Linked DNA regions of Homo sapiens: region 2 is linked to region 1. A link is a loop called in an ENCODE intact Hi-C map of the cell type or tissue named here. Cell type or tissue: B cell. All regions are shown on one strand. Links, peaks and the distances in the headings refer to the core of each region. The heading gives the core; the rest is flanking DNA.

The links. Hi-C counts contacts between places; a loop is a spot of excess contacts. Peaks named below come from ENCODE experiments on the same cell type or tissue, not always from the same donor. Only the 100,000 strongest peaks of a DNase experiment are listed, where the experiment ranks them.
Region 2: it touches region 1 in a loop (11-fold over the local background); 9 of 110 quality-filtered maps call a loop at or near these places.

The regions. Positions count from the first base shown.
Region 1 is chr14:64,289,901-64,300,008 of GRCh38, reverse strand. ESR2 (estrogen receptor 2) reads left to right here and starts at 5,638. Exons shown (of 9, transcript NM_001437.3): 1 at 5,638-5,976. In B cell, for the core only: CTCF peaks have their summits at 4,774 and 4,975 (motif pointing right); DNase peaks (open chromatin) are centred at 5,018, 5,458 and 5,568; H3K4me3 peaks cover 2,360 bases; H3K27ac peaks cover 1,157 bases.
Region 2 is chr14:63,627,677-63,637,784 of GRCh38, reverse strand. All of the region lies in intron 1 of WDR89 (WD repeat domain 89), which reads left to right. It also overlaps the pseudogene RNU6-1162P. Among named protein-coding and RNA genes, the nearest start is that of WDR89, 9.1 kb to the left of the region's middle. In B cell, for the core only: CTCF peaks have their summits at 4,448 and 4,647 (motif pointing left); a DNase peak (open chromatin) is centred at 4,664; H3K27ac peaks cover 379 bases.

The sequences.
Region 1 (10,108 bases), core at 833-8,832:
GACTTGACTATGAGCAGAACCATTAAGAAGCTAGTTAGCTAAACTGCCTGGACAGTAGAAAAATAATATGTGAGAATGTAAAAGGAAGAGAAACAATGTGAGGGGAGAGGAGAATGCAGAGATCCTGGCCCATGGAACAGCATTGGTGATCCTTAAGTAGCTGCATGAACTACTTGGAGAAGTTCATTTTCTGTTTATAATTCCCAGCAAAGGAGAGGACTGAATAAGAGAGAAGAAAACGATTCCTTTCTCTGGTTAGGTTCATCAGATCAAACGGTGACATATGTGAAAGAAGCACGCTCTGTGCACAAAAAATCAAGTCTGTATTTTTATAAAAGCCATTTCTGGGCTGGGCGCGGTGGCTGACGCCTGTAATCCCAGCACTTTGGGAGGCGGAGGCGGGTGGATCAGGAGGCCAGGAGATCGAGACCATCCTGGCTACCACGGTGAAACCCTGTCTCTACTAAAAAAATACAAAAAAATTAGCCGGGTGTGGTGGTGGGTGCCTGTAGTCTCAGCTACTTGGGGGGCTGAGGCGGAAGATTGTGCCACTGCACTCTAGCCTGGGCGACAGAGCGAGACTCCGTCTCAAAAAAAAAAAAAAAAAAAGCTATTTCTGTAATGAGCATCACTGGAGAGTTAGTTGCTATGGGTCTAAAGGACAATATGAGGCAGTTATAGTAACTTTCCATGATATGAACAAAGAAATTGAAAATGTTAGATACATTTACAAGAAGATGTAGAAAAAACTTTAGTCAAAATTTTTGAAATATTTTTTGAAATATTAAACTATGAAATCAGACAGTCTTATCTATGGTCTCAAGCCATGTCTGTCTGTACCTTTTTTTTTTTTATCTCATTTCAGGGAATATTACACTGGCTGACTTATTAATATCTTCTGAGCCAGAAAATGTAAGGAAGCTGCATTTTCAGAATTGCATTTGAGTCATTTGTGAAATTGCATATTACAATTTGCCGCCATTTCTAACAGTCCTATAACTTTTTTTTTTTTTTTTCTTAACTGGGTGTTCACATTCATGCCAATGACCTCTAGGGGCTAGTTTCTCTTCTAGCTCAAGAGAATTGCTGCAGAGTTGGAAGTAAGGACAAAAATGTGTATGCTTCATGTTTGATTTCAAATGCATAGAAAATTAGAAACTTAAGGTATGCAAGGGATTTGTGTGGAATTTAAGTACCTTTGAGGGGCAGTGGACAGGACAAAAAGTTATTTTTTACCTGTTTGTTTACAAATAGCAAAGATCAAGACTGAAACACATGAGTGTGATTTAGAAAGAGTTGGCTGCAGGTGCTGCTTGCTCAGGTGGTTCATTTAAACTGCAGGTCAGAGCAACCTTGTCTCATGGTCCTGGTGCCCAGGTATCAGGTTGGGTCTGTCTTGCTGCTTATGTCCTTGTTACCCTCTGAGGGCCCCAGTCCAACGCAGATCAATAAAGAATAAGTTACATAAATATGCTCATAGGTGGTCATTCCTAGACAAGAAATTGACAACATTTCATTCAACAGTATCTGGGCTCTACAGGACAGACATGCCTCCATTTATGCAACAAATAAGAACAGCATCTCATGACAGTGGAGAAAACATGGGATGTGCAGGTAGGTAGGTAAAGTTGGGTGGAAACTTTCACCCTACCAAATGCACATGGGTGACTTTATAAAATAAATGTTAGCTCTCTGAGCCTCAGTTTTCCCATCTGTAAAATAGACAGTCCCAGGGAATTTTCAAGGATTAAATGAAATAAAAGTGAATCAACCTATGCAAGCCTGCCTACTGTGGTGTCCAGGCTAGAAAAATGCTCAATAAATATTAGGTTTGTTTTTATTTCTACAAAAGATGTGATCCTAAAGAGCTCTATCCAAATTCAAGTTTCAAATGTCAAATCACATTTTGTGAACTTTATGTTCAGTTGAGATGATCTCTGACATATTAATTAGTAATCCTATCTTTTTCATTCATCACCACCAAAAAAAGGTGTTATTGCACGTTCAATTAATCTTTCCCCTTTATTAATTCCATAAGTGTAGGGTTTTATCTCTCAGATTCTCTTAAAACAGACCAATTTATACCCACATAATATAAATAAGCTTGTTCCTATAACACTCTGGAGCAGATAACTATCCCAGAACCCAAATCCTCCTACTTGGCTTCAAGCTCAGAGAATAAAGCAACAATCCAAAGGCACCCTTTGGCATGACACCCTTCTAGACATCTGTAGCATTCCTCCTTTCCCTCCACTTTTCCTATTAGCTTTTGCTTTCTTGCCTTTTACAGGGTTTTGTTTTGCCTCTTGGTAGTTTCTTTCCTACGGAAAATTCTCCCTCTGATCTTTCCAAGTCAAAGGCTTCAGCAAACATTTGTTGAACGCGTGGATTGTGCTAGGTGGGTGTTATGGACCATGGAGAATGCTAGAGATGTAAGACATGCGCTGTCCAATCGCAGCGCAGGTTGTGTTGACAGGTAAGATGAGGGCTGTGGGGGAGCCAATGTGCACGTTCCACTGGGCTAATGTGCTCTTCACCTTATTTAGGCTCTTGGCTTTGGGATGTGTAAGACTTTGCTAGACAGAGAAGGGGTGGGGTGAGAAGATGAGGAAGGTGCACCTTTTATGGAGAGGCTTTCCTTCCTCTTCACAGCAAACCATACCTGTACTACATTGACTTCCTTTGCTTTCCCAGGTGACATCTAGCTCATGCTGCAAGCTCATCTTGTTAATCATAAATGCTAGTAAGTTAATATTACCCATCATATATAACATGACTTAATTTTAACAATTCAATGCTTTATCCCCAAAAGATGACTTAATGGTGACAATTTCAATCCCCATTGTAGGATATTTTGGAGACAGGCAGTCCTTTCAATGTCATATGTGGGTGCTTCCTTAGGCAGGTCAGGGGTGAGGTGGAAATGAGGCTGGGACCCTGCTCACTTATATAGCAGGCATCGTTCTCAATACCAGGCTTCAGGGGGCTTTTTGGTCTAGCCATTGGTATGAACTGCCTCAAGAATAATCCCTTCATCATTGTGGTCACAATTCAGGTAGAATTGGAATAATCATCCTCTCCACTCTGCATTAAACCAGGCAAAGTTTCCATCTCTGGGTACCATTGTCTTTCTTGATGGACAGGGTGAGTCAGAAGGAAACTTACTCACTCCCATTCATTTTCTGCTTATTATTTCCTGCAGTGAGGTTTCCTTGTATAATAAACAGCTTCTGTGGGTGTTTGAGCTGCTCTGAAAAGAGAACATGCTGTTCCTGTGTGTAGAATGCCTTCTGAAGGAAGCATCACAGTGAACACAGAGCAGAAGCTTGGCACACAGGTGGCAGAAGTTTGTCTGCAGTGTTCTGCATAGAGCAGAGAGTCAAGCCATTTTCATTCTGATTGATTGGAGGCATGGTATGGAGGTAAATGGGTCCTTGGCCTCTCTCCTGGATTCAAGTCCTTCTTAGCCACTGATAGGTCATGTGACCATAGGGAGGTTGTTTAACCTTCCTGAACATTCATTTTCTCAAGTATAAAATGGGGGTAATAGAATTTGCCTTATAGGCTTGCGTATAAAATAAGAATTATTGAGAGAAAGCGGGGCATAAATGTCCAATAAGCGGTAGCTGTCTATGAAGCCACTGTTGTTACTGGGTTCCTTTCTCACTAGGTGGCTTCAGGTAGCTGACAGAAGCTCTGTGAGCCTCAATTTCCTCACTGGAAAAGTGGAGTCAATATCTCACTGAGCTGGTGTGAGGATTAAATGAGATGCTGTGCAGGTGCTTAGCACAGCGTCAGGTATGATGTTAATATTGATAGATGCATTTTCTTCACCCTCACCTATCTTTTTCTGCCTGTTGGCTTATGGTTGAAATTCCTTCATGACGGTTTCCATTTCCAGAGATATCTTGTTAACAAGTATATACCACCAAATGAAGCTGATTTTTTTTTTTTTTTTTTTTTTTGAGACAGAGTCTCGCTCTGTCGCCCAGGCTGGAATGCAGTGGCGCGATCTTGGCTCACTGCAACCTCCGCCTCCCATGTTCAAGCGATTCTCCTGCCTCAGCCTCCTGAGTAGCTGGGATTACTGGCATGTGCCACCACGTCCAGCCAATTTTTGTATTTTTAGTAGAGACGAGGTTTCACCATGTTGGTCAGGCTGGTCTCAAACTCCTGACCTCGTGATCCACCTGCCTCGGCCTCCCAAAGTGCTGAGATTATAGGTGTGAGCCACCATGCCTGGCCATGAAGCTGATTTTTTTAAACCATCATTTAACATTTTCTCCATAAGGTGGCAAGGAGGAAGAGCATATGGGGACTGGGTACTTTGAGAGACCCCAGGACAGGAGACAGGGAGGCTGAGATTGGCATGTTGTCTGCTGCAGTTATTTGCCAGCGACACACTCTTCCCGTCCAAACTAACTTCTCTGCCTCAAGGACAGGGAGACTCTGCCTTTCAACCTGAGAGAAACCAGGACTCTCAGCTTTAATGAAAATTGGACTTAGGGTGGGGCAGTGGAGACTTTTCACAGCTATTGTTTAGCTGATGAAGCAGATGCTTCTCCATCTTTGGAGCCTGTCTTCATTACCTGTGGACCTCATCTTTATCAACCCAGAGCACACTTGCGTCTCTCTATTTTGGCTAAACACCAAACAGCTGAGGCTGGTACTGTAAAACTTTCCCTCCAAATGCCCCCCCTCGTCTTCCTCTATTAGAGATCTGGATCACAACCCTCAAAAACCATGTCCCTTATGCCACCTGAGTAGATGGTTTGATGATTAATTAGGCACAGATGTGACACTGGGGGGTTCTCACAATGGCCTGTGGGTCACATGCTACTTTCCTTTTCATTTTCATCAGCAACAGCTGCCTTAAAGCCAGTTAAGACTGTGGTCCTAGTCTCGCACCCTGGGGCTCCTGCTGGGGTGGGTGAGGGGAACACCCCATTAAGCTGGGGGAACTGGGGCTGCCACCAGGGGGCGCGAGGGGCCTTCGCCCGAGAAGAGGGGTGGGCAGGTGCCTCCAGCGGAGAAGGGCGCCGTGGCCGGAGGCACAGGTCTCCCCGGTGCCACTTCAAGTGAGTTCGAGGAAGTACCTGGGATCTTTGATCTAACGCGAAAGGCCTTCCCAGTGACCTCTTGAGAGCTGAGAACCCACTCCCTCCACCTCTAGTCCACGGCTTTGCCACTCCAGGGCCCGAGGTTACGTTTGCTGCTGGGGATTTGACAAACCCAAAGCCTCTCTGGTTTCACCACTGGCTCCTTAGAATCAGACATCTGTTCTGAATGACACTTATGTGAGTCAGGGGCTGAGGACGTGATCCTCGAAGTGTGGTCCCCAGACTGGCTGTATCAGTGTCGGCATCCCCCAGGACCTGGTTGGAAATGCATATTCTCAGGCCCTACTCCAGACCTCTTAAATCTGAGACTGGGGCTGCGGGGAGCGCCATCTGTGCGCCACTATCCTTGTGGGTGGACCAGGAGTCGGTTCGAGGGTGCTCCCACTTAGAGGTCACGCGCGGCGTCGGGCGTTCCTGAGACCGTCGGGCTCCCTGGCTCGGTCACGTGGGCTCAGGCACTACTCCCCTCTACCCTCCTCTCGGTCTTTAAAAGGAAGAAGGGGCTTATCGTTAAGTCGCTTGTGATCTTTTCAGTTTCTCCAGCTGCTGGCTTTTTGGACACCCACTCCCCCGCCAGGAGGCAGTTGCAAGCGCGGAGGCTGCGAGAAATAACTGCCTCTTGAAACTTGCAGGGCGAAGAGCAGGCGGCGAGCGCTGGGCCGGGGAGGGACCACCCGAGCTGCGACGGGCTCTGGGGCTGCGGGGCAGGGCTGGCGCCCGGAGCCTGAGCTGCAGGAGGTGCGCTCGCTTTCCTCAACAGGTGGCGGCGGGGCGCGCGCCGGGAGACCCCCCCTAATGCGGGAAAAGCACGTGTCCGCATTTTAGAGAAGGCAAGGCCGGTGTGTTTATCTGCAAGGTAAGCGCCCCTTCGCTCGAGGTGTGGTTTAATTGTCTCATTTTGTTTGAAATCCTGCGGTGAGAAACCAGTCGTGTTGAGAACAATAAAAGACCAAAAAACGATCACCAAAACCAACTGTCCTGAAAGCTACTGGAAAGTTGGAAAATGCATGCTTTGATTAAATGTCTTCATTCAAGACACTGGCAAGTTAACTTATTTAGTTTGTGCCGTGAGCTCTGGGTTGATTGTGCTAATATGAATAACTGAAAAACATTTTATTTCCCTATGGTTTTCCTCGATGGACTTCCCCACTATGGGTGAAATGACAATGGAGTTGAATACACTTTCTGATTGAACTTTGAGGGCCTGGGAAGATGTACACGTCTCAGGCAAGATGATAGGGGTTTTAAAATGTATTAATTGGCATTCCTTAGCCATGTCAGCAAGCTGCGTTCCTCCTTTCCTGGGCAGACCAAGCTAAGCTCTAACTGGTCTCCTTTATTTGCTGAAGAGGAGTCCAACAACTGCCCTCTAACACCCTGCGTGTTATTCTTATTGGAAGGACAATATTAAGTCAAGTGAATGTCATTTTTGTGAAAAAACTTTGAGTGGACTTCTATTTAGGAAGATAAGGTTGATTTAATTTTACTCGCTGTTTAAAAAGCAGGATTGTGTTTTGGTGTGGTAGGCAACATTTTGGAGGACAGACTTTGCCTTATTTTGTTATATTTCTAGTATTTACATGGGCATTCCATTAGAAAGTTTTACTTTTGCTCTAAGTTTCGTAACTCGGTGTCTAGTGAGGGGAAACATGTTTGTAATTTAAAAAGTGAACATGTGAAAGGAAAGGCTTTTCTGAGAGTGTTGTAAAACAAATGTAACGTGACTATGAAAAGAACATGATTAACATCTTTGACTCCTATTTTTTCTGAAGAAAATGTATTTTGATATGAGTTCTAGAAGAAGGAAACTATAAGGATCTGTTCATCAACAGGCATTAGAGTATACACCGTAGGATTGCATTTTACGTTCAAGCATTTTTTTAGATGAATTTCTGAAACATTCTTATTTTAAAAGCCATCAGATGCTTGTTAACACTTAAGTCTTGCTCAAGACATAGAAGTTTCTGAAATCAATTAACATGTTTAGGACACATTTCGTAGTGTTCTGAGGGATGTGAATAAATCTAATCACAGTTTACATTTCTTAATGTATTTATAATTCAGAAAAGGTAGAATTTAGTAGTAAATTCAACTCATAACCATATAATTAACATTTAATAGATATTGATATGTTCACTTTTAAGAATAAGAAGGAAATTTTCTATAAGTGTATGTTGAACACATAATAATTCAAAATTCATGTGATAATTTTAGGTGATGCTTTGAGTCGTTTTATAGAATATAAATATGGATAAAATATAAAATACTGAAGGCTGAACTCAAAGTGTTTAATGATAAGTTTTTGATAATACATCTAGAAACCTTGAGAATTGTATGCTTGAACGTTAGATTTCATAATTCAGTGTCTAGCACATTGTTTTATATGCAATAGCACTTTAAAAAAATTAGGCTACAGCAGTATAATTTACATACAGTAAAATTTAGCCTCTGTAAATGTACCTCTATGAATTCTGACAGATGCACAGTCATGTAACCAGCACCGCACACATGACACAGAACAGTTCCATTACCCCAAAAGTCCCCTTTGTACCTCTACCTACCCCACTGCCCCTGAAAATCACTGATCAAAACTACATAATGATTATGTGGTTTTGCTCTTTAGTACGTTTTTACTTAGACATATTTTCCTTTACTTCTTTTGAAAGAAAAACCTGTTTTTCCCTTTTTATAGGATGAGTCAGTTTGTGCTATTTTTAATTCTAGTACCTTGGGATAAATCAAGGCAAAGACAATGCTATTTGCAAATGGGAAACTTGAGACTTGGACTAAGTGTTAAATTCATATAGGGCTAATAGATTTAGTTCTTAGCAGATTTAGATTCTATTGTGGTTTAAGCCTTTGGTTATGGCATATATCATTAGTTATCCTGAATTGAAATACAAGGCCATTAAAAGTTATTTATATCATATTAATAGAATGCATCATTCTTTTATAATCTTTGAATTTTAAAACTTCTTTATTAAAAAAAAAACTACTTTTCATTATACCTGAGATTAAGAAAGCTACCTGAAATTGCATATTATCAAATAGTGAGAAGCAAAACAGGGATTGAAAATGACAAATTGAAGACATTTAAAATGCAGAGTGATTACAATTGCTGAAGGTAAAATATTTATCTTCATAGGGGCTTAGGTCTGTGTCCAACTTATTTGTAGATGTCAGGATTTTTAAATTTCTGTGCTCATGTCTTGAAGTCTAGATTTTCCTGCAGGGTGGAGATGTATAACCTTTTGTAAACTAATATTTTTCACTGTTTAACACAGTATTCAATTCAGTATACAGTTAGGAGCCTGTTATTGGTAGGTACTGCTAACATATATATATATAAAATTGATGTCTTTTTCCTTTTTCCTTTGTTCTATGAAAAACAGCCTGTATTTTAAATATGTAACTTACCTTGCATACCCAGTTACAGTGGTAGTAACTAGGATATGCAGAGTGGCAAGTTTATGAGGAGCTAGCAAACTGGATAGTTGGCCTTCCTAGCTGGAATTATGACAGGTCTTGAAAATGAAGGGCTTTTAGTGGAGAATCTTTGTGTGGGTGTACTTGAGAGAGGGCAGGAGAGTTAGGGTGACCTAGAAAGATAGATTGCTGGACTTGTATATGTTTCCTCAAAGCCAGACTGCAGCATTTTGTTAGTAAATTGTTGTGTGTTCTACTGTCAAACCCAGGCCTGGAAGGGGAGTTGAGTGCATTCAGCCTAACTTCTGGATTGGCTGTGTCATCTTGAATCCCTTCACTCGGAATTCTCTCTGACCCTGTCCCAAATGAATATTTGAATTTGGTCCAGTTCCTACAGAGCATGGTCTGTGGCTGTTGTTGGTGTTAGGGAAGAGCAGAAACTTGCTGTTGAGAGAGAAGACACTTGAGAAGACTGATGAACTCTCTCCCACCCCTGCCTTCGAGGCTTGGTCCTCCTACCCTATTCAAACCCTTGAAACTCTTTCCTATCCAACTAAATAAGCGCCAATTGGTTACTAGGAGAATTAGCTTTTCCTCATTTTAGAAGGAAACAGGGTTTCCTTATGTACATGTTCTTAAGAATTACATGCAAATCAGTTATTAATGATGAGTTCTCTGGTGATTTTGGAGTGTTTTATCTTCCTAATATTAAATTAATTGAGGGCCTTAATATTTTGTTTTGAAAGAATATATTTAAAAAGGCTGGGTGTGGTGGCTCACGCCTGTAATCTCAGCACTTTGGGAGGCCTAGGTGGCTGGATCACTTGAGGGCAGGAGTTCAAGACCAGCCTGGCCAAATAATGAAACCTTGTCTCTGTTAAGAATACAAAAAATTAGCTGGCCATGGTGGCTCAAGCCTGTAGTCCCAGCTACTCAGGAGGCTGAGGCATGAGAATTGCTTGAACCTGGGAGGCCGAGTTTACAGTGAGCCGCGATCATGCCACTGCATTCCAGCCTGGGCAACAAAGCAAAACTCTATCTCTAAATAAATAAATAAATAAATAAATAAGAATACATTTAAAGATAATAATTGGCCAGGTGTGGTGGTTCATGCCTGTGATCACAGCACTTTGGGAGGCCGAGGTGGGAGGATTGCTTGAGGCAAGGAGTTCAAGATCAATCTGGGCAACACAGTGAGACCCTATCTCTACAAAAATTTAAAAATCAGCTGGGCATGATGGTGCATGCCTTTAGTCCCAGCTACTTGGGGGGCTGAGTTTGGAGGATCCCTTGAGCCCAGGAGATCAAGGCTGCAGTAGGCCATGATCTTGCCACTACACTCTAGCCTGAGTTACAGAGCTAGAGTATAACCCCCACCCCCCAAAAAAGCTAATAATTGTCAAACAGCTACTTATGCACATCAAGGATGCTTGTTGCTTAAGAAATCTTTTTAAATCTTTTCCATGAAATTCCTTCTAGTTGCTGCTTTGTGAGCGTGAATTTTTTACTTCTGCAGGACACACAAATGTGGAGCATTTGAACTGAATGCTTGGGAAAGTGTG
Region 2 (10,108 bases), core at 738-8,737, 660 kb after region 1:
CATTGTATCATTCTTATGCCTTTGTGTCCTCATAGCTTAGCTCCCACATATCAGTGAGAATATATGATGTTTGGTTTTCTATTCCTGAGTTACTTCACTTAGAATAATAGTCTCCAGTCTCATCCAGGTCATGGCAAATGCTGTTAATTCATTTCTTTTTATGGCTGTGTAGTATTCCATTATATATATACACATATATATACACACACATATATATACACACACACACACCCACCACAGTGTCTTTATCCACTTGTTGATTGATGGGCATTTGGATTGGTTCCACGATTATGCAGTTGTGAATTGTGCTGCTATAAACATGCGTGTGCAAGTATCTTTTTCAAATAATGACTTTTCCTCTGGGTAGATAACCCAGTAGTGGGATTGCTGGATCAAATGTTAGTTCTGCTTTTTAATTCTTTAAGGAATCTCCACACTGTTTTCCATAGTGGTTGCACTAGTTTACATTCCCACCAGCAGTGCGGAAGTGTTCCCTGTTTACCACATCCACGCCAGCATCTCTTGTTTTTTTATTCTTCACTTATGGCCATTCTTGCAGGAGTGTGGTGGTATCACATTGTGGTTTCGATTTGCATTTCCCTGATCATTAGTGATGTTGAGCATTTTTTCATAGGTTTGTTGGCCATTTGTATATCTTCTTTTGAGAATTGTCTCTTCATGTCCTTAGCCCACATTGTGATGGGCTTGTTTGTTTTTTTTCTTACTGATTTGAGTTCGTTGTAGATGCTGGATATTAGTCCTTTGTCAGATGTATAGATTGTGAAGATTTTCTCCCACTCTGTTGTTGTCTATTGACTCTGTTGACAATTCCTTTTGCTGTGCAAAAGCTCTTTAGTTTAATTATGTCCCAGCTATTTATCTTTGTTTTTATTGCATTTGCTTTTGGGTTCTTGGTCATGAAATCCTTGCCTAAGCCAATGTCTAGAAGGGTTTTTCCAATGTTGTCTTCTAGAATTGTTAGTTTCAGGTCTTAGGTTTAAGTCCTTAATCCATCTTGAGTTTATTTTTGTATAAGGTGAGAGATGAGGATCCAGTTTCATTTTTCCTCCATGTGGCTAGCCAATTATCCCAGCACCATTTGTTGAAAAGGGTGTCCTTTCCCCACTTTATGTTTTTGTTTGCTTTGTCGAAGATCAGTTGGCTGTAAGTATTTGGGTTTATTTCTGGGTTCTCTATTCTGTTCCATTGGTCTGTGTGCCTATTTTTATACCAGTACCATGCTGTTTTGGTGACTATGGCCTTATGGTATAGTTTGAAATCAGTTAGTGTGATGCCTCCAGATTTGTTATTTTTGCTTAGTCATGCTTTGGCTATGCGGGCTCCTTTTTGGTTCCATATGAATTTTAGGATTGTTTTTTCTAGTTCTGTGAAGAATGATCGTGGTATTTTGATGGGGATTGCATTGAATTTGCACATTGCTTTTGGCAGCATGGTCATTTTCACAATACTGATTCTACCCGTCCATGAACATGGGATGTGTTTCCATTTGTGTTGTCTATGATTTCTTTCAGCAGTGTTTTGTAGTTTTCCTTGTAGAGGTCTTTTGACTCCTTTGTTAGGTATATTCTTTTTTTCTTCTTTCTTTTTTGAGATAGAGCCTTGCTCTGGCTCACTGCAACCTCCACCTCCCGAGTTTGAGCAGTTCTCCTGCCTGAGCCTCCCAAGTAGCTGGGACTACAGGTGTGCACTACCACGCCTGACTGATTTTTTTGTATTTTTGATAGAGATGGGGTTTCACCATGTTGGCCAGGCTGGTCTCGAACTCCTGACCTCAAGTGATCCACCTGCCCCGGCCTTCCAAAGTGCTGGGATTATAGGCTTGAGCCACTACCCAGCCTGTTAGGTATATTCCTAAGTTTTGTTTGTTTGTTTGTTTTTGCAGCTATTGTAAAAGGGGTTGAGTTCTTGATTTGATTCTCTGCTTGGTCGCTGTTGATGTATAGAAGAGCTACTGATTTGTGTACATTAATCTTGTATCCAAAAGTTTTGCTGGATTCTTTTATCAGTTCTAGGAGCTTTCTGGAGGAGTCCTTACAGTTTTCAAGGTAATTGACCATGTCTTCAGCAAACAGTGACAGTTTGACTTCCTCTTTATTGATTTGGATGCCCTTTATTTCTTTCTGTTGTCTAATTCCTCTGGCTAGGACTTCCAGTAGTACATTGAGGAGGAGTGGTGAGAGTGGGCATCCTTGTCTTGTTCCAGTTCTCAGAGGGAATGCTTTCAGCTTTTCCCCATTCAGTATTATGTTGGCTGTGGTTTGTCATAGATGGTTTTTATTACATTAAGGTATGTCCCTTATATGCTGATTTTGCTGAGAGTTTTAATCATAAAGGGATGCTGGATTTTGTCAAATGCTTTTTCTGTATCTATTGAGATGATCATGTGATTTTTGTTGTTAATTCTGTTTATGTGGTACATCACATTTATTGACTTGTGTATGTTAAACCATCCCTGCATTCCTGGTATGAAACCTACTTGATCATGGAGGATTATCTTCTTGATATGTTGTTGGATTCAGTTAGCTAGTATTTTGTTAAGGATCTTAGCATTTATGTTCATCAAGGATATTGGTCTATAGTTTTGTTTTTTGGTTATGTCCTTTCCTGGTTTTGGTATTAGGGTGATGCTGGCTTCATAGAATGAATTAGGGAGAGTTCCTTTGTTATCTTGTGGAATAGTGTCAAAAGGATTGGTACCAATTCTTTGAATGTCTGGTAGAATTCTGCTGTGAATCCATTTTTTTTTTTTTTGGAGACAGAGTGTAGTGGCACAATCTCAGCTCACTGCAACCTCTGCCTCTAGGTTCAAGCGATTCTCCTGCCTCAGCCTTCGAAGTAGCTGGGACTACAGGCACGCACCACCATGCCCAGCTAATTTTTTTTTTTTTTTTTTGAGATGTAGTTTCGCTTTTGTTGCCCAGACTGCAGTGCAATGGTGCGATCTTGGCTCACCGCAACCTCCGCCTCCTGGGTTCAAGCGATTCTCCTGCCTCAGCCTTCCCAAGTAGCTGGGATTATAGGCATGTGCCACCATGCCTGGCTAATTTTGTATTTTTAGTAGAGATGGGGTTTCACCATATTGACCAGGCTGGTCTCAAACTCCTGATCTTAGGTGATCTGCCTGCCTCAGCCTCCGAAAGTGTTGGGATTACAGGCGTGAGCCACTGTGCTCAGCCTTGTTTTTTCTTTAAGCTATCTATTTCCCTGAATATTTCTCCCTTCACTTCTCTTTTTTTTTTTTTGAGAGGGAGTCTCGCTCTGTCGCCCAGGCTGGAGTGCAGTGGCACGATCTTGGCTCTCTGCAACCTCTGCCTCCTGGTTCAAGTAGTTCTCCCTGTCTCATCCCTCAGAGTAGCTGGGATTACAGGCACCCACCACCAGGCCCAGCTAATTTTTGTATTTTTAGTAGAGAAGGGGTTTCACCATGTTGGTCAGGCTGGTAACGAGCTCCTGACATCAGGTGATCCACCCGCCTTGGGCTCCCAAAGTGCTGGGATTACAAGTGTGAGCCACCACACCTGGCCAGTTTTTGTGTTTTTAGTAGAGACAGGGTTTCGCCATGTTGGCCAAGCTGGTCTCGAACTCCTGGACTGAAGTGATACACCTGCCTCGGCCTCCCAAAGTGTTGGGTTTATAGGTGTGAGCCACTGTGCCCGGCCTGAAATTTAAGTAATTATTAATATGGTAAACATCTTTCTATTTGGAGATTGGAATTATGTCCTGATGATTTTTTACAGTTCTCGTAATTTTAATTTTTGGACCTCCTGCTAGATGGCAGTAGTAATCAATGCCAAGGGCCAGGAAGGAAACTTTTAAAACGGTTTGATAGCTTAAGTCTAATTCTTATGTTTAGTGAAGTTGCAACTGACCGTACATGATTTTCAGTTCTTTTTATCCTTCACATCTGATCTACAAAGCACATGTGAACTTTTTATCCTCTTAATATCCGTTTTTTTCTGGATAGTTCAATAATTATGCCTTTTGTTTGTTATTTCTCTGATATCAGGGTCTTTTACTGTGTTCAGTAGAGAGGAAATGAGTTTAGAACTTAGTAGATTCTGATCTTCCCTCATTATAACACCAAAGTGGTTAAAAGAACTAGTTCTGCTATATCTTTACATGAATATTATACAAGCTATAAATATTTACATTTAGGGATGTGTTTTGATTTCTATTTCAACGTAGTCCTTTTGAATGGTCTCCTAATTTGGAAAATTAAATAGTGAATCAACCTCAAAATGCAAAACAAAGTCTGTAGCTGTCAATAAATATTTATAAAATATTGCTTTATTGTCTGAGAGATATGTTTACATGATTATAAACTATCCAGTGTCAGGAAAAGCCTCATTCTGGCTTAATCTTATTTCATCTACCAATTAACAGTGGAAATTTTAAAAATCATTAATATGTTAAAGTGTCTTTCTGCTTGATGAATTAGGGTAGCATTTTTAGGGGAACATTTGTATTGTGAATTCACCTTAGAAGCATCTAGTCTATATACATACATAAATATATATATATACTTACACACATATTTATACATAAAAGGGGTGGAAATCCTGTCAAATACTAGTTTATTCTGCAGGTTATCATTTGACATTACATATTGCATTTCTTTAACATTCTCTATACTCCCACCTAGTGGTATATGAGTGCTGCTTTTGTGCCAGGCACCATTTAACATGGTAATTAATTTATGAAACCCTATGGCATTGATATTGCTATCTCCTGTTTAAACTACAGGAAACTGAAACATATAGTTAGTAAAGCCAGGATTTGTGCTCTGGCAGTCTGACTCTATACCCATTCTCAGCTATCATGCAATACCTGTCTCAGCTTCCTCATCTAAAACACTGTAATAAAAGGACTATCTTTTAGGATTATTGGGAGGGTTCATTGAAGCAATTCATGTGCAGAGGCTGACATGGTAACCGAGAATGGTAATGATCAGTTAATATTAGCTGTCATTTGGCTACTTTTCTGGTTTTCTTCCCATTCTTTTTTCATTTTTCTCTATTATAGGGTGCTTGGCCTGCTGCTTGCCATCATTCTGTATAATTCATCTGCTATCATTCTGTATAATTCATCTGTATAATTCATCCAGTTTCCTAGTTTGGGTTTTTGTTTGTTTGAGACGGAGTCTTGCTCTATCATCCATGCTGGAGTGCAGTGGTGTGATCACGGCTCACTGCAACCTCCACCTCCCGGGTTCAATTGATTCTCGTGCCTTAGCCTCCCTAGTAGCTGAGACTACAGGTTTGCGCCACCATGCCTGGCTAATTTTTGTATTTTTTTAAGTAGAGACGGGTTTCACCATGTTGGCCAGGCTGGTCTTGAACTCCTGGCCTCAGATGATCCATCCACCTCAGCCTCCCAAGGTGCTGGGATAAGGGGCAGGAGCCATCACGCCCGGCCTACTTTCCTAGTTTTTAAGTGCTGCTACTTCCTATAGTCTGATAACAGAATCCCGTACTTTCCCTCTGAGTTGTAGACTGATGTATACAAATGTTTGTCCTTGGCCATCCCCAGAAGTCCCTCAGGCTTATATGAGTAAAACTAAGGGCATTTCTTTGTTTTTTTTCCCCCCATTTTCTTGATTTTTGGATTTACTTTTTTTTGTTTTTAGTTTTTTTTTTGTTTGTTTGTTTTTTTGAGGCAGAGTCTCCCTCTGTTGCTCAGGCTGGAGTGCAGTGGTGCACTGTCGGCTCACTGCAGCCTTCACCTCCCAGGTTCAAGCAATTCTCCTGTCTTAGCCTCCCAAGTAGCTGGGATTACAGGCGTGTCCCATCACGCCCGGCTAATTTTTCTGTTTTTAGTAGAGACGGGTTTTCGCCAGGTTGGCCAGGCTGGTCTCAAACTCCTGGCCTCAGGTGATCTGCCTGCCTAGGCCTCCCAAAGTGCTGGGATTACAGGCGTGAACCACCGCACCTGGCCTGGATTTACTTTCTGACTCAACTCCGCTTGGTCATCCAATGCAAGAATCAGCCTGGATTCCTTCTGCACCTGTTCCTCCCCCGTGCTTCCAAATCGAGTCAGTGCCAAGCTTCACTAATGTTAACTTGCTGAATATTTCTCTGGCCAGGTGTGGTGGCTCACATTTGTAATCCCAGGTACAAGAGACTGGGAGGTTGAGGCAAGAGAATCACTTGAGCTCAGGAGTTCAGGAACAGCCTGAGCAACATAGCAAGACCTCATCTCTACTAAAAATTAAAAAAAAATTTTTTTTTTTAATTGGCCAGGCGTGGTTGTGTGCACCTGTATTTTCAGCTACTTGGAAGGCTGAGGTGGCACGATTGCTTGAGCCTGGGAGATTGAGCCTGCAGTGAGTGGCAGTTGCACCACTGCACTCCAGCCTGGGCCACAGAGTTAAGACTCTGTGCAAATAAATAAATAAATAGTCAAACTATAATACAGTATTCACAGTGAATAGAAGCAAAAAGAAAGAAAAGAAAAATATTTCTCAAATTCGCCTTTTTTCTCCATTCCTACTGTTGGGAACTCCATTATCTCTTTTAGTTTGATTTTTAGTTGACACATAATGTACATATTTCTGGGATATAGTGTGATGTTTTGATATACGTATACTTCGTGTAATGATCAAATCAAGTTAATTAGTGTCTCCGTCATCTCACATGTTGATCACTTTGTGGTGAGAACATGCAACAGTCCTCTCCTATCTATTTTGAAATAGACAGTACAGGCTGGGCCCAGTGGTTCCCACCTATAATCCCAGCACTTGGGAGGCTAAGGCCAGAGGATTTTTTAAGACCAGGTCTGGCAACATAGTGAGACCTTGTGTCTACAAAAAAAATATTAAAAAATTAGCTGGGGCATGGTGGCATCACCTGTAGTCCCAGGTACTCAGGAGGCTGGGGTGGGAGGATTGAGACTGCAATGAGCTGTGTTTGTGCCACTACACTGCATCCTGGACAACAGTGCAAGACTGTGTCTCACAAAAAAAAAAAAAAAGGACAATACATTTAAAAATATGGAATACTTCATGAATTTTCATGTCATCCGTGTGCAAGGGCCATGCTCATCTCTGTGGCCTTCTGATTTTAGTATGTGTGCTGCCAAAGCAAGCACTCCGTATCCTTGTCTGGACTTTTTTTTTTTTTTGTGAGACAGAGTCTCGCCCTGTCGGCCAGGCTGGAGTGCAATGACACAATCTTGGCTCACTGCAACCTCCACCTCCTGGGCTCAAGCAATTCTCCTGCCTCAGCGTCCCGAGTAGTTGGGATTACAGGCGTGGGCCACCATCCCGGCTAATTTTTGTAATTTTTAGTAGAGACGGGGTTTCACCATGTTGGCCAGGCTGGTCTCGAACTCCTGACCTCAGGTGATCCTCCCGCCTTGGCCTCCCAAAGTGCTGTGATTACAGGCGTGAGCTACCGCGCCCAGCCCCTTGTCTGGACTTTTTAATGGCCTCTATGGTCTCCCAACCTTCAGCCTTACCTCTCCCTATTTAAATCCATCTTCTACATTGTAAATGTGAGCAATTTAATATGTGACTCTGGGTTGGGTGCAGTGGCTCACGCCTGTAATCCCAGCACTTTGGGAGGCCGAGGCAGGTGGACCACCTGATGTCAGGAGTTCGAGACCAGCCTGGCCAACATGGGGAAACCCCGTCTCTACCAAAAATACAAAAATTAGCCGGGCATGGTGGCATATGCCTATAGTCCCAGCTACTTGGGAGGTTGAGACAGGAAAATCGCTTGAACCTGGGAGGCAGCAGTTGCAGTGAGCCAAGATCACGCCATTGCACTCCAGCCTGGGTGACAAGGCGAGACTCCATCTCAAGAAAAAAAAATGTGTTTATGACTCTGAATATGTAATATTTTTGCTACCGACCCCTTCCAATTCATTTATTTATTCAAATAGTTTAACGTAGCTGCTGTAGGTAAAAATAAGATACTGCTTTAGTCATTCCCTGTAACACACTGAATGTTCTAACTCCTTTCTTACCGAATTGGTTCTGTGAGAAGAAATAAAAAAAATAAAGTTTGACGTTTTAGTTGGGTATACAAGATAGACAACTCTAAGACCTGCCCTGCTGCTTGCTTCAATGTCGTCTCCTTTCCCATCCAACATCACACATTATGATCAGCAATACTAAACTTTCTCTTCTTCCCTTGCTTCCAGTACTTTTCATGCTTGTCTGTCCTCATAGTCAGCATATGAAAATGTTCAGTGACCAGACATGAGTAACAGACATTGTGGACTGTGGAAGATCCTGAACGCTAAGTCAAGAAAGTAAACTGTTCCTGAGGGAGAAAGGAAGAACCACTGATTGTCAGACTTTGCTATCATTCATGGAAATTGGGAGCATGGGTTGAAGAGAGAAACTAATGAAGTAAATTTTGGATAATCTGAATTTTAAGTTCTGGCAGCACATGTAGCAAGCATTTAAGAATACAAGAGCTTCAGAAAGAGAATAAAGAGATGAAGTTTGGAGTTAAAGATCTGGAAGTGATTATACTAAAGACTTGATCTGGTATATGCAAAATTAATATTTGAAAATGGAAAGGGACAAATGTTCTGCTTAAATCCACTAATGCTTTGAGGGCAGAATCAAGTTCTAGTTATCACTGTCCCTCTAGCACCTAGAAGAGTGCCTAACACTGATGTTTAATTATTAAACATTCTACTAAGCTTGGGTTGCAGTGGGATTCAAGGAGAAGGCAACCCAAGAAAGTGATGAAGGGAAGAACATTTTAGGACATCACCAGGGATGGAGAGTTGGTATTTCAAACTTTGACTAATAAGAGTTTGTGTAAAGTCCTTACTACAGGCAAACATCGTTTTTTGTTTTTTGTTTTTTTTTTGAGACAGGGTCTCACATTGTCACCCAGGCTGCTGGAGTATAGGTGCCCCCAGACTCAAGCAATCCTCCCACCTTAGCCTCCCAAGTTGCTGGGACCACAGGCATGCACGTCACCATGCCTGGCTAATTTTTTGTACTTTTGATAGGGATAGGGTTTCACCATGTTGCCCAGGCTGGTCTCAAACTCCTAGGCTGAGGCAGTCCTGCCTTGGCCTCCCAAAGTGTTGGGATCACAGGCGTGAGCCACCGCACCCGGCCAGTGGCCTTTATTATTATTTTTTTCTTTTTCTTAAGGTTGACATCAAATTGCTAGGATCACAGCTACTTCTCCAGAGATTTGCATTGCTCACTTTTTAAATTAGGTTGTCTCCCCAAATGTTACATCTCTAGGGTCTGTCCTAGCCATCTTATCTAAAAGATCTTGACCCCATCTCATCTATTATCATCACGTTACATACCTTAAATTCTGGTTTATTTTTCTTCATAGAGCTTGCCAATTTTCTTGTTATATATTTCTTTATAGCTGAGTTGAAATGATGAATGAATGTTGCAGCCTAAGAATAACAGTCAACTCAGTAAAACTGTTAGAACAAAATTACAGCATTTCTTTGGTCAGCGAAAATTCTCATCAGATATTTTATGAGTACAGTTATAAATTCTAAAAAAGAAACTAAGTTTTTAAACTATTTTAGATTTTTTTTGAGACAAGGTCTTGCTCTGTTGCCTGGACTGGAGTGATCATGGTTCACCTGATTGATCGCATAGCCTCGACCTCCCAGGCTTAAGCAATCCTCCCTCTTCAGCTCCCCCAAGTAGCTGAGATTGCAGGTGCACACCACCACGTTCGGCTGATTTTTAAACTTTTTGTAGAGAATGGAATCTCGCTATGTTGCCTGGCCTGGTCTCAAACTCCTGGGCTCAAGGGAGCCTCCCACTTCAGCCTCCCAAGGTGCTGGGCTTACAGGCGTGAGCCACTGTGCTCAGCCTATTAGAGAAATTTAATCAAAAAAGTTACTAAAATTTCCAGTCAAGTATTGAAATAACTTTCTCTACTCGACCTCCTGGGCTCAAGCGATCCTCCTACCTCACCTTTCTGGTAGCTGGGACTGCAGGCATGTACCACCATACCCAGCTGAATTTTTTTTTTTTCATACAGTGAAATTTAATTCAGTGATACTCACTTATAAGAAGAAATGAGCTTTTAAGACACTGAAAGACATAGAGGAACTCCATGTGTTTATTCCTTCGTGAAGGAAACCAGAA